Regions from separate parts of the Homo sapiens genome. Here region 2 is linked to region 1. Evidence: read pairs that join two places in POLR2A ChIA-PET (ENCODE). Cell type or tissue: Panc1. All regions are shown on one strand. Links, peaks and the distances in the headings refer to the core of each region. The heading gives the core; the rest is flanking DNA. Region 1 holds the start of HOXD11 (homeobox D11). Region 2 has its middle 8.5 kb from the start of HAGLR.

What was found. ChIA-PET counts read pairs that join two places held together with the same protein. Peaks named below come from ENCODE experiments on the same cell type or tissue, not always from the same donor. Only the 100,000 strongest peaks of a DNase experiment are listed, where the experiment ranks them.
Region 2: POLR2A ChIA-PET joins it to region 1 with 7 read pairs; 2 of 35 experiments call an interaction of 5 or more read pairs at or near these places.

What each region holds. Positions count from the first base shown.
Region 1 is chr2:176,102,367-176,107,738 of GRCh38, reverse strand. It overlaps HOXD11 (homeobox D11), which reads right to left and starts at 459. Exons shown (of 2, transcript NM_021192.3): 1 at 1-459. The coding sequence starts at 383. It overlaps HOXD12 (homeobox D12), which reads right to left. Exons shown (of 2, transcript NM_021193.4): 2 at 5,250-5,372. RefSeq lists an enhancer at 2,603-3,589. In Panc1, for the core only: no CTCF peak of the experiment used is centred there; no DNase peak of the experiment used is centred there; H3K4me3 peaks cover 881 bases.
Region 2 is chr2:176,194,739-176,200,110 of GRCh38, reverse strand. No RefSeq gene overlaps it. Among named protein-coding and RNA genes, the nearest start is that of HAGLR, 8.5 kb to the right of the region's middle. In Panc1, for the core only: no CTCF peak of the experiment used is centred there; a DNase peak (open chromatin) is centred at 920.

The DNA.
Region 1 (5,372 bases), core at 184-5,183:
TCGCGTTGCATGGCCGCCTCCTCGGCCGCCGCGGCCGCCGCAGCCGCCGCCGCCGCCGCCGCGTAGTAGGGAGCGTAGCCCCCCGCGCCGCCGCCGCCCCCGCCGGGGCCGCCCCCGCTGCTGCCGCCCCCCGCGCTGCCGCCGCCGCCGCCGCCGCGGTACGGCCACTTGGCGCGCTCCAGGCCGTAGTCGCGGAAGGCCACTTCGCGCACGGGCTGGACGTGCGGAGCCAGGTTGGAAGAGTAGGGGAAAGTCATCTGGCAGGACGACGGTTGGGAAAGGAACGAAGGCTTGCTAGCGAAGTCAGACGGGGCCACATAGTAGGCGCAGCCCGGCAGGTACATGCTGGCTGCGCTCTGGCCGCACTCGTCAAAGTCGTTCATGACTCCGCGGCGTGCGCGCCAGCGAGCCTCTGGCCGCTCCCCGCGCAGCCAACCTGAGCCATCGATTGCACAAGAGGCTTGGGCCAGGATCAACTAAGCAAAAATCCCCACCGGGCGCTGACGTGCAATTCATCTTGATTGATTCTGGTGGTAATTATGTCACGTGACGCCATGAAGAGAAATGTCCTTATATCTATATCAACGCTCGCCAACACGCCCCGGGACGGCTCCTGGCGCCGAGACGCGCGCGCTGGGGGCGGATCGGCTGCCCTCTGCCGCCAGCTCTCCCCGGGCGCTCCCTGACCAGGCTGCGCCTCAGGCCGGTCACCTGCGCGCCGCTGGCCGCTGTCACCGCTGGGCGCATCTGCCACCGCCCGAACGGGCCGCCCGCCCGCGTCCGCCCTCCCGCGCCGCTTTAAGTACGCGGACCGAGGCCGGCGGGGAGGAGGAAGGAGGGGGAAGAGGGGGAGGAAGGGGGAAGGGAGAGAAGCAGCGAGCAGAGGGGGGGAAGCCCCGGCTCCAGGCTCCCTAGAAGCTAGGAACTAGGTGTGAGGGTGTGAGGTTCCGAACCCCACCCCCCTTACTGCAGCCGCTCCCTCCCCCGCGACTCTGCCACCCTCTGCAGCTCACCCGCCTGGGAGCTTGTTGCTTCTTGTTCACCGGGCGGGAGTAATTTCGCCACTCTCCAGGGCGCAGGGAGCCCTGATTTACATATTTTTCTGCCCAGCGCGTTCAGAGTGGAGTGACTTGGCTCTTTCCGGTTCTGACCCCAAGGGTGCGAGTGCTGGCCTCGGAAAAACCCAGGCCATTCACCACCTAGGCACTCACCCAGGCCGGGGCCTTCGTGCCCACCCGGCTCTCTTCCCTTCTCTCTGGTTTCCCTCTCTGTTCTTGTCTCTCTTTCTCCTTGCCTCGTTTCTCTTCAGTCTTCTCCCTTCTCTCTCCTGTCTTCACTTCTCTCCTTCCTCTTCTTTTCCGCTTTCCTTCTTCCTTCCTCTTGCTTTCCTGTCTCCCTTCTCCTCTCTCTCTCTGTCCTCTCATCCTCTCCCCTCCTTTCCTCTAAGCTGTGTGTCACTGTCTCTGTCTCTCTCCCCGTTGCCTCTCTGCCTTCTCCTTCAGCACTGAAGCCAGGAGGGGGCTCAGCCCGTGGTCCCCAGCCTCCCTAGAATCTGGGGAGTCTGGTGAACAAAAGGATCTGGAGTCCTACTCTTAGGGTGCTTGGCTTCCCGCTGGCTCCCCACAAGAGACAACCCCCACACACTCGCACCTTCGTCCTCCTCACCCCTCTGCTTTCAGGCCTAGCCTGGGTGTCCGCCTTATACCTAGACCCTTCACTGCTTCGGAGCCCCGCCAAGGCCTGCGAATCCACGCCGCGTTTCCCCGAGGCTCTTCTGGTACCCTTGGGTCTGCATGGTCACTTCAGCCCCTCCCCCAAGATAGGTTGTCTCTCTAAGGGCTCTCAGCGGAGCCTGACTCCCTCCTGGAGCCCCTCTGTGTCACCTGGCTCTGAGGCAGACTCTTCGTGGGGCACCCCATCCACTCCCCCAAGGCCTCACTCTCCTCCCAGCCTGCCGCGACCCTCTCCTAGCCCATGGGTCCAGGCAAGGCCTGGGATCCCACCTCCGAGTGAGCAGACGCTTTTCAAAGGTAAACCGTCTCTTCCCAAACCCAAATCCCAGAACCGAGGGCAGGAGGCTGCCCCTTTCCCCAAGATTCCTCCGCCCAGGCAATCCCAGCGCTGGGGCCTGGGCCTCAGTCCTATACCCAGGGCAGGCGGCGCTGGCTGTGATGCTGGTTCCCTCCCTGGCCCGGGCTGCTGCAGTGCCGGTGCTGTGCGCTCTGCCCACCGTGCGGACAGACAGAGAAAAGGCGGGTGGTCTGAGCTAATATCTATTTTCTGGCTGATGTACCCCCCCTTCCTCTTTTTCTCCTCCCTCCCTTTCTCCCTTCCTCTCTCCTTCCTCCGCCCCTTCCCATGTCTTCTTCCCTCCCCCAACACTGCGCAAATAGGTCTGTGGCGACTGGAGGGCATCGAGCCTCCCCCAACTAGAACTGCCCATCTTGTGTGCTCCCTCCCCGCAGCTGGCACCCCCGCCCAGATTCCAGCTGACATTCTTCTCCTCAACCCAGACCCCCAGCACACTTATCTGCCTCCCCATCTCCATCCCAGGCCCAAGCCTCTCCCTTTCGGGCTCGTGGTCGACGCCCCTGGATCTCTCTCCTAAAATGGCTCCCTGGACGCTGCACACTGGCCCTGCGGTAGCTCAGGACCCAGGGCAGCTGCGAGGACTTCAACCCGGGTCTTTATGTGTCTGGGGATTCGCAAAATTCTCGCACCTTCTCTCTACTGGCGGCACGGGGTGGGGTGCAGGCAGCCCGGCGCCCCCAGTATGGAGCCTGCTGACCGCCGAAGAGGGAAAAGGGGAGGACGAACCATTCAAGTTCAACGACATGGCGACGGCAGCTCCGGCGGGAGCAGCGATTTGGCGGGGGAGGGTGAGCCATCTGCAGTGGCGCGCCGGTGCATAGGGGAAGGGGGCGGCCGGCCCCTTTCGGCTCCTTAGCGCGGACCCTTGCCCCCCGACCCACTCCACAACCCAGAGCGCTTTCATTCCAGTCCCAGCCCGCTTGGCTCTTTGGCCCCAGCTCCCTCCTAGTTCCTACCCCCATTCCCCAAACCCAGGGAAAACCGCAGCCTCCGGACCCGCGCGTCCCGCTCGAGAACCTACCGTGAAGACCCCGACTCTGTGGCCTTGTCCTTGCCTGCGCGGCCCCACCCGAAACGCAGGGAGCGCACCAGGCCTTCGGGGCGCAGCCAGCCGCTCCGCGAGAAAGAGCTTTCCGCACAGCGCCAGGACGCGATGCGGTGATTTTGAGTCACCCAAGATAAGACACTAACTTGACCTTAACTTTGTCAGGGCGCCCCTGGTATCTGGAGAACGTGAACAGACACTGTCTGGCAGCTCTCGTAAAAGCTGACTGGGGAAGGGATTCTGAGTCATTTCATTTATTGCCACTACAGTTCTGCAAGAAAGCTTTTCCTCCCTGCCAAACTTTAATTATTTATGCTCTTTTAAGAAACGAAAGAAGAGAAATGCAGGGAAAACACCCAGAGCCAGTTCCTTCCCTACAGAGCCTTCGGAATGGACTTCTTAAGTCAAGCGACTGGAGAACAAAAATATGGGGAGATCACCTTTGTCTAAGGACAGTGGGGCAGTCGCCTTGCCCTCCCCCACTATCACTGAGGGGGGAATGCAGCTGGGAGAGGCGGGTGAAGGGTGAAGGGGCATCCCCCCACATGAATATTTACAACGGTTCCAGATTTCTCTTCCACCCGCCGGCATCCCGGAAGCCTCCTCAGCCCGCCTCCCTGGGGGAGAACCCCCAGGCCTTAAAAGCGTCCCCCCTTCCCCGCCGCCCTCTGAGTTCCCAACTGATTGAATGCCAGATGAAGCTGTTTTTTTCTCGTTTTAAAACTGTTTTCTTGGTCAAGAGGCCCGCTTGGACTGCAGCATTTCAGAGGACACATTTGTCTTTCTGAAGGGAATGTTGAGCACTCAGATTTTAGCGTCCTTTCTCTTCGGCTTTTTTTTTTTTTTTTTTTTTTTAACAAATTTCCTAGTGGTTCCAAATCTCTGCGGGAACCCGGGCTATGGAAGGAGACACCAGAGTCTTTGTATTTGTGTGAAATAGCAAACGGGATAGATTTGGAAAAGACTGCTGAACCAAGAGATACGCTTTTATATTTAGAATAATTTAATTTTCTTTGAGGAGTGATCTCCATGAATATCCCCTCCCCCCACTCATCCCAGGCTAAAGGGAAAGAACACGATGATTTAATGATATATTTTGGAAAGAAACGGCCTCCGTGTTTTCTGTCTTAAGGCCTGGATCTGAGTTCATATGCTTTCCTCCTCCTTTCCCCAGCCTTCCGAGCGCTCAGTGCGGCTTCAGCCTTTGTTCAGTTGTTTTTGAGGAGGCAAACCTCTGAATGCAGACTCAGACTTGGAGATCCTGCTCTGGGTACCATCGCCTCTATGTGCCCAGCCAGGTGGAGAATCCTTTTGAGCCATAGGGCCTTGGCAGCTCTTGCTTCTTTCTCTCCTATTGAATATATATACATATAGGTATATATAGTTGTGTGTGTGTATACAATTAAAGAACAATTAAAAATTTCAATTATACACCAAATTTGCTTCTGGGAAAGGGAGTTGAAATGTTGAATATTCAGTGTTAGTGATTTAGTGGTTTTGCTAATTCTTCCTCTAGCTAAAAGCTAGTTTCCACCTCCACCAGCTAGGAGCTTGTTTTTGCAAGAAAATGAGTAGCAAGCAGGCCCTGAATTTCCTGGACTAAGCTAGAGGTTCAGATGGACTAGGGAGTTTTGAGGCCCCATTTCCCAAGGGAGTCTGCTGGGCGCCTGGTAAACCTGCTGGTATCAAGGATTTAGCAGGACATAGCCGGTTCCAGAGAAGTCAGACCAAAATTCGGTGGAGACAGACGTTTTGTTTTGACATCTGAAGAACCTCAAATCTTTACAGACCCCGAATACCAGCAAGCTTTAAAATTTGAGAATTTAGGCTAAGTGTGGAAGTCCCAGCTTGCAACAAGCTGAGAGTCCCCTTAATGTGTGAGACACACTCAGATCTGCCATGGTCCTTCCCTTTTGGATATTCCAAACATATTTGGTTTGTAGGCTTTTACACACCATTTCCTGACTGCCTCGGAAGCCATTTTCTCATTTAACGAACAGTCAACACTCGCGGTGAAACAATAACCAGAAAAGAAAAACGAATTTGGTGGCCTGAAAAACATTAAGGTGGAATCCAAAACATTTTGAAAAATTGACTTCAGCTCCTTGACAGCTTGGCTCAGACCTGGATATTTATTTTCACTCAAAACATTTGTATATATTGTGTCTGATATATACAAGCTACTGTTTTTGACAAAATCAAAACAAAACATGCATGATAACTATTAGATAGCCTA
Region 2 (5,372 bases), core at 64-5,063, 92 kb before region 1:
ACAGGTATAAAGCAATACCTTTATTCCTCTTAGTTCATTCAGAACAAAGTTCATTCATTTCATTGGTGTACTAAAATATCTAAGCTGCAATTGTTTGTGTTTACATGGAACCAATTGAGATAACATTGTCCTCTAAAATATGTAAATTTTTTAAAATCAAGGGCCAAGCCCCAAATTACAAACCTTTAATAAAAACAGGCCTTGAGAATTCTCAGATAGCTTCCCCATGTGACAATTCTGAAGCATACAAACACAGTTGTTTCTGAAGTTCCCAAAGGAACCATATGCTGCTAGAAAAATAGATTATTCTGGTTGTATGTGTGCTTTTATTTGCAGTCAAAACAGAAGCTTATTGGACTTTCTTGGCAGGTTAACCCAAGGAAGTTTAAATTTTAAATCTTTTTAAGATTTTTAGGGACAAATAGTATGCTATTTTTGTCTGAATAAGAAATATTGTTGTTTTAATTCATCATTTGGAGCTCATTTTATATATTCACATAGAATCTACCTTTTCTACAATTTTTTTTTTTTTTTTTGAGACGGAGTTTCACTCTTGTTGCCCAGGCTGGAGTGCAATGGCGTGAACTCAGCTCACCGCAACCTCCGCCTCCCAGATTCAAATGATTCTCCTGCCTCAGCCTCCTGAGTAGCTGGGATTACAGGCATGCATCACCACACCCGGCTAATTTTTGTATTTTTAGTAGAGATGGGGTTTCTCCATTTTGGTCAGGCTGGTCTTGAACTCCCAACCTCAGATGATCTGCCCGCCTCGGCCTCCCAAAGTGCTGGGATTACACACATGAGCCACGGTGCCCGACCTACAATTATTTCATAAGCGAGTAGTTTTTTTCCCCCTATATGAAGCTAACACACTTCACATATTCAAAATGTGACTCAAGTTTCAGATGTAAGAGGAGATGTAAACATTTACATATGATAGAGTAATTACTCATACAGGCAATTGAATACTAACACTATTTTGACAATTAGATCATAAGCAATCAGGAAAAATAATTTCTATTTATATAGAACTGTCCTTCAGCCATTAATTAGACCACAACGTGTCCTTTTTGCAGCAAGTTTTTATTTATTTTTTTCAGTTTAAGGGTAGGTTTTTATAGACCCACAATGGCAATAGAGTTTTTTTGTTTGTTTGGTTTTCGTTTTTTGTTTGTTTGTTTGCTTTTGAGACGGAGTCTCACTCTGTCGCCCAGGCTGGAGTGCAGTGGCGTGATCTCAGCTCACTGCAAGCTCCGCCTCCCGGGTTCACGCCCTTCTCCTGCCTCAGCCTCCCGAGTAGCTGGGTCTACAGGCGCCTGCCACCAAGCCCAGCTAATTTTTTGTATTTTTAGTAGAAACGGGGTTTCATCATGTTGGCCAGGATAGTCTCTATCTCTTGACCTCGTGATCCACCCGCCTCGGCCTCCCAAAGTGCTGGGATTACAGGCGTGAGCCACCGCGCCCGGCCGGAAATAGTTACAGTTTTATGCACAGTTGAGAAAATTCACAATTCCCCACTGCCAGAGTAGGTAGAGGGAAGAATTTTTCCTTTCTGCAGCAACAGGAGTTAATGTGGTTGATCACTCCTCTTCTCACTTTGATGTCCACAGAACACAACCTGAACCTCTCTATTTTAAAGAATGATAAATTCAACCCTGGGGAGGTGCTACAGTGTAGGAAATGTATGTAAATCATCATTGCATTCTAATTTATGGCACCTGACCTCTAAAGTGCCATGTATGTGAATTCACATGTCCTTTTGGATAGAAAAAAACTGAACAAAAGTGTGATGGATTTAAGTTTTCTGTGCTCAGAATAAGCCAGTAAACTAGAAGCAGTGGGTAATGGCCTGACACCTCTTCCATCCTTTATTTCTCCCGGGCTTCTTCTAAGGTCTTGGGGCTTAGTTTAGTGAGTGCCCAGCCATTGCAGTCATCAAGCATTCATTAGCTGCCATTTTCCTTTCCTCTGTTATTATGTACCACCAGTATTTTGCTAAATGTATTGAATAACCCTAGACTTTACTTATTCTCTCCAGCCATATTCACTGCAATGATTCTTCCCTTCCCAGTATCTCTTTAATCCTAATTGGTAATTGTCTGTGCATGGCACCTGGAAACTCAGTACATATTTGTCATATATGTAAGTATTTCTCTCCTTCAGTCCCTGTCTTTCCATCCAAATGCCTATCACAATGCTCATTACCCATTCTGTCTTAATAATTAGCAAAGGTTACACTAGACATTGTTCTAAATGATCCACATGTATTATCTCTGTTCTTCCTCACAAGTCAGTGAAGTAGAGACATTAATATTCCCATTTTTAAGGGAGGAATGTAAAGCTGAATGACACTGAGTCACCTGTCCCGGGATTTGTGCCCAAGCCTGTCTGCTTCCAAGGTTCACTGTGGTAACTACTACATTTAATTGTCTCTAGAAACCCTCTGCTAGACCTCATTTGGTTTCGTCAATCTTTCTCCAGGAGTTCTGTTGCCATAAGGTACTCCAACAACTATAATAAGTAACAAATACAATATATTAAAAAGCCTCAAACAACAACCAAAATGCATTATAAATTACATTCTGTAAGAATAAAAGGGATTGGCTGGGCATAGTGGCTCATGCCTGTAATCCCAGCACTTTGGGAGGCCGAGGCAGGTGGATCACCTGAGGTCAGGAGTTCGAGACCAGCCTGACCAACATGGCGAAACCCCCTCTCTACTAAAAATTCAAAAATCAGCTGGGCATGGTGGTGGCCACCTGTAATCCCAGCTACTCGGGAGGCTGAGGCAGGAGAATTTCTTGAACCAGGGAGGCGGAGATTGCAGTAAGCCAAGATCACACCACTGCATTCCAGCCTGGGCAACAGAGCAAGACTCCATTTCACAAAAAAAAAAAAAAAGAAAGAAAGAATAAAAATAATAAAAGGGATTGTTTTAGATAACATTCACACTTTATTGGTATACAAAGGATTTAATCAAAAGAATGTACCAGATGCATAAGGAGGAAAGTCTATAAGCTCTCCCTCCTTCAGCTTTCTAGCCTCCTATTTGTATTTTACTGTGTAGTCAAAAATCACTTGTGTTCTATTATAAGTGATGAAATATAGAGAATACTTAGCAAGTAAGTTATCAGAGTGTTCCTCACCTGGTAGAAAGCACTTGATGAGTAGCACTGTAAGCTTTGATCCACATTCAACATTCAGCAAATGGTATAGGACCACTATTATGTATAAAATACTCAATGATAGATGAAATATACATATGCCCATGCAAGGGGAACTAATGATAGGGGAAGAAAGGCAGAAAGAGAAAAAGACCTCTCATAATATGGCAGGAGATTCTAAGTGCTTAAGCAGGTAATACAAACAATAAATACTACAGCAGCTCAGAGGAGTCAGCTTTAAATTTGGATGATGTAAAAAAAAGGTTTTATAGAGGTGGTGAGGTTTGAGCTGTGCCACAAAGGATGACTTTGGATAGGCAGAGAGAAAGTAGACGTATGAGACAGGAATGATGTGAGAAAAGGTTCAGAGGCAGGAAAGCATAAGTTTCTTGCAGGGAGTATAAACAGTCCACACTAACTGGGGGTAAAGTTTGTGTGTCAGGCAATGGTGGGAAATTATCAGGGAAAAGATGGCTGGATACAGGTGTTGAGGGCCTTGAATCCCAAGCTAAAAACATCTGAGTTTCTTCTACTTGCTACCAGCAGCTACTGAGAGTTCAAAGTGGAACAATACAACGAAAGCAGGGCTTTCAAATGGATTGACTGGGAAGAAGACTGGACGCAAGGAGACCAATAAGGCATCAGTTGCATTGCTGAATGAGAAATGATAAAGACTAAGCCAATGGAGAAGGAGAAATAGAGTTTGCTGACTAATGGAAAGAAGGAGAGATTTGTTTATCCATATTTCTTTTCTTCGACAGAACGGAGCATTCACTTCAGAATCCCATTTATCTGAAAGGAAGAGAAAAGACTCAATATGACTTCTCTATTCTGAAAGTTGTCAACTTTGAAGTATGGAATTAAGGACAAGGAGTTTGAGAATCCAAATAGAAAGTGCTGACACCATTTGAAAAATCTCTTGTTAAGATCTAGTTTATCTATTCAAAGGAAAGTGGTCTTTTTGGAGGCTCTCACCATCGTTAGCTTTTAGTTCATCAGGTAGACAAATGAGGAACATTACCTAGTTCACATATACATATGCACATACACCCAGATTCTAAAGCCAGATAATTTTTTTTTTTTTTTTTTTTTTTTTTTTTTTGCGACGGAGTCTCGCTCTGTCGCCCAGGCTGGAGTGCAGTGGCGCGATCTCGGCTCACCGAAAGCTCCTCCTCCTGGGTTCACGCTATTCTCCTGCCTCAGCCTCCCAAGTAGCTGGGACTACAGGTAACCGCCACCACTCCCGGCTAATTTGTTTTTATATTTTTAGTAGAGACGGGGTTTCACCGTGTTAGCTAGGATGGTCTCGATTTCCTGACCTCGTGATCTGCCCGCCTCGGCCTCCCAAAGTGCTGGGATTACAGGCGTGAGCCACCGGGCCTGGCCCAAGCCAGATAATTTTTAAAGGTCTCAGAAATTACTTCAATCCCAGCCTCTCATTGACATTAATCTTACAGAGCTACAGTACTACTAAATACTCTTCAGTAATAACCAGCACAGTAAAGGATTGTGAAGAAATGCTAAGGTGATAAGGGAATGTAATGATCATCCAGACCAACCCACTTTGTTTTATAGGAGAATCTAAGACCAGGCAAGCTATTTTTCCTTTTAATCAGAAAATACAACTGGTACTGAAATCCAGGTCTCCTCCCTTAAGAATAATGTTCTTGGCCAGGGGCGGTGGCTCACACCTATAATCCCAGCACTTTGGGAGGCCGAGGTGGGCAGATCACGAGGTCAGGAGATCGAGACCATCCTGGCTAACAAGGTAGAAACTCTGTCTCTACTAAAAATACAAAAAATTAGCCAGGCATGGTGGCGGGTGCCTGTAGTCCCAGCTACTCAGGAGGCTGAGGCAGGAGAATGGCATGAACCCGGGAGGCAGAGCTTGCAGTGAGCTGAGATTGCGCCAGTACACTCCAGCCTAGGCGGCAGAGCGAGACTCCATCTCAAAAAAAAGCAAAAGAATAATGTTCTTACTGGGTGTGACAGCGCATGCCTATATTCCCAGCTACTTGGGAGGCTAAGGCAGGAGGGTCACTTAAGCCCAAGAGTTCAAGACCAGCCTGGGCAACAAAACAAGATCCCATTTCTAAGAAAAGAAAAATAATAATGTTATTTGTTCAGGGTCCTTTACTTCAGCCTCAGTGGTTCCATCCTAGGAAATGTTTAGACGCTAACAATGTGGCTGCATTGTCTCCAGCTATA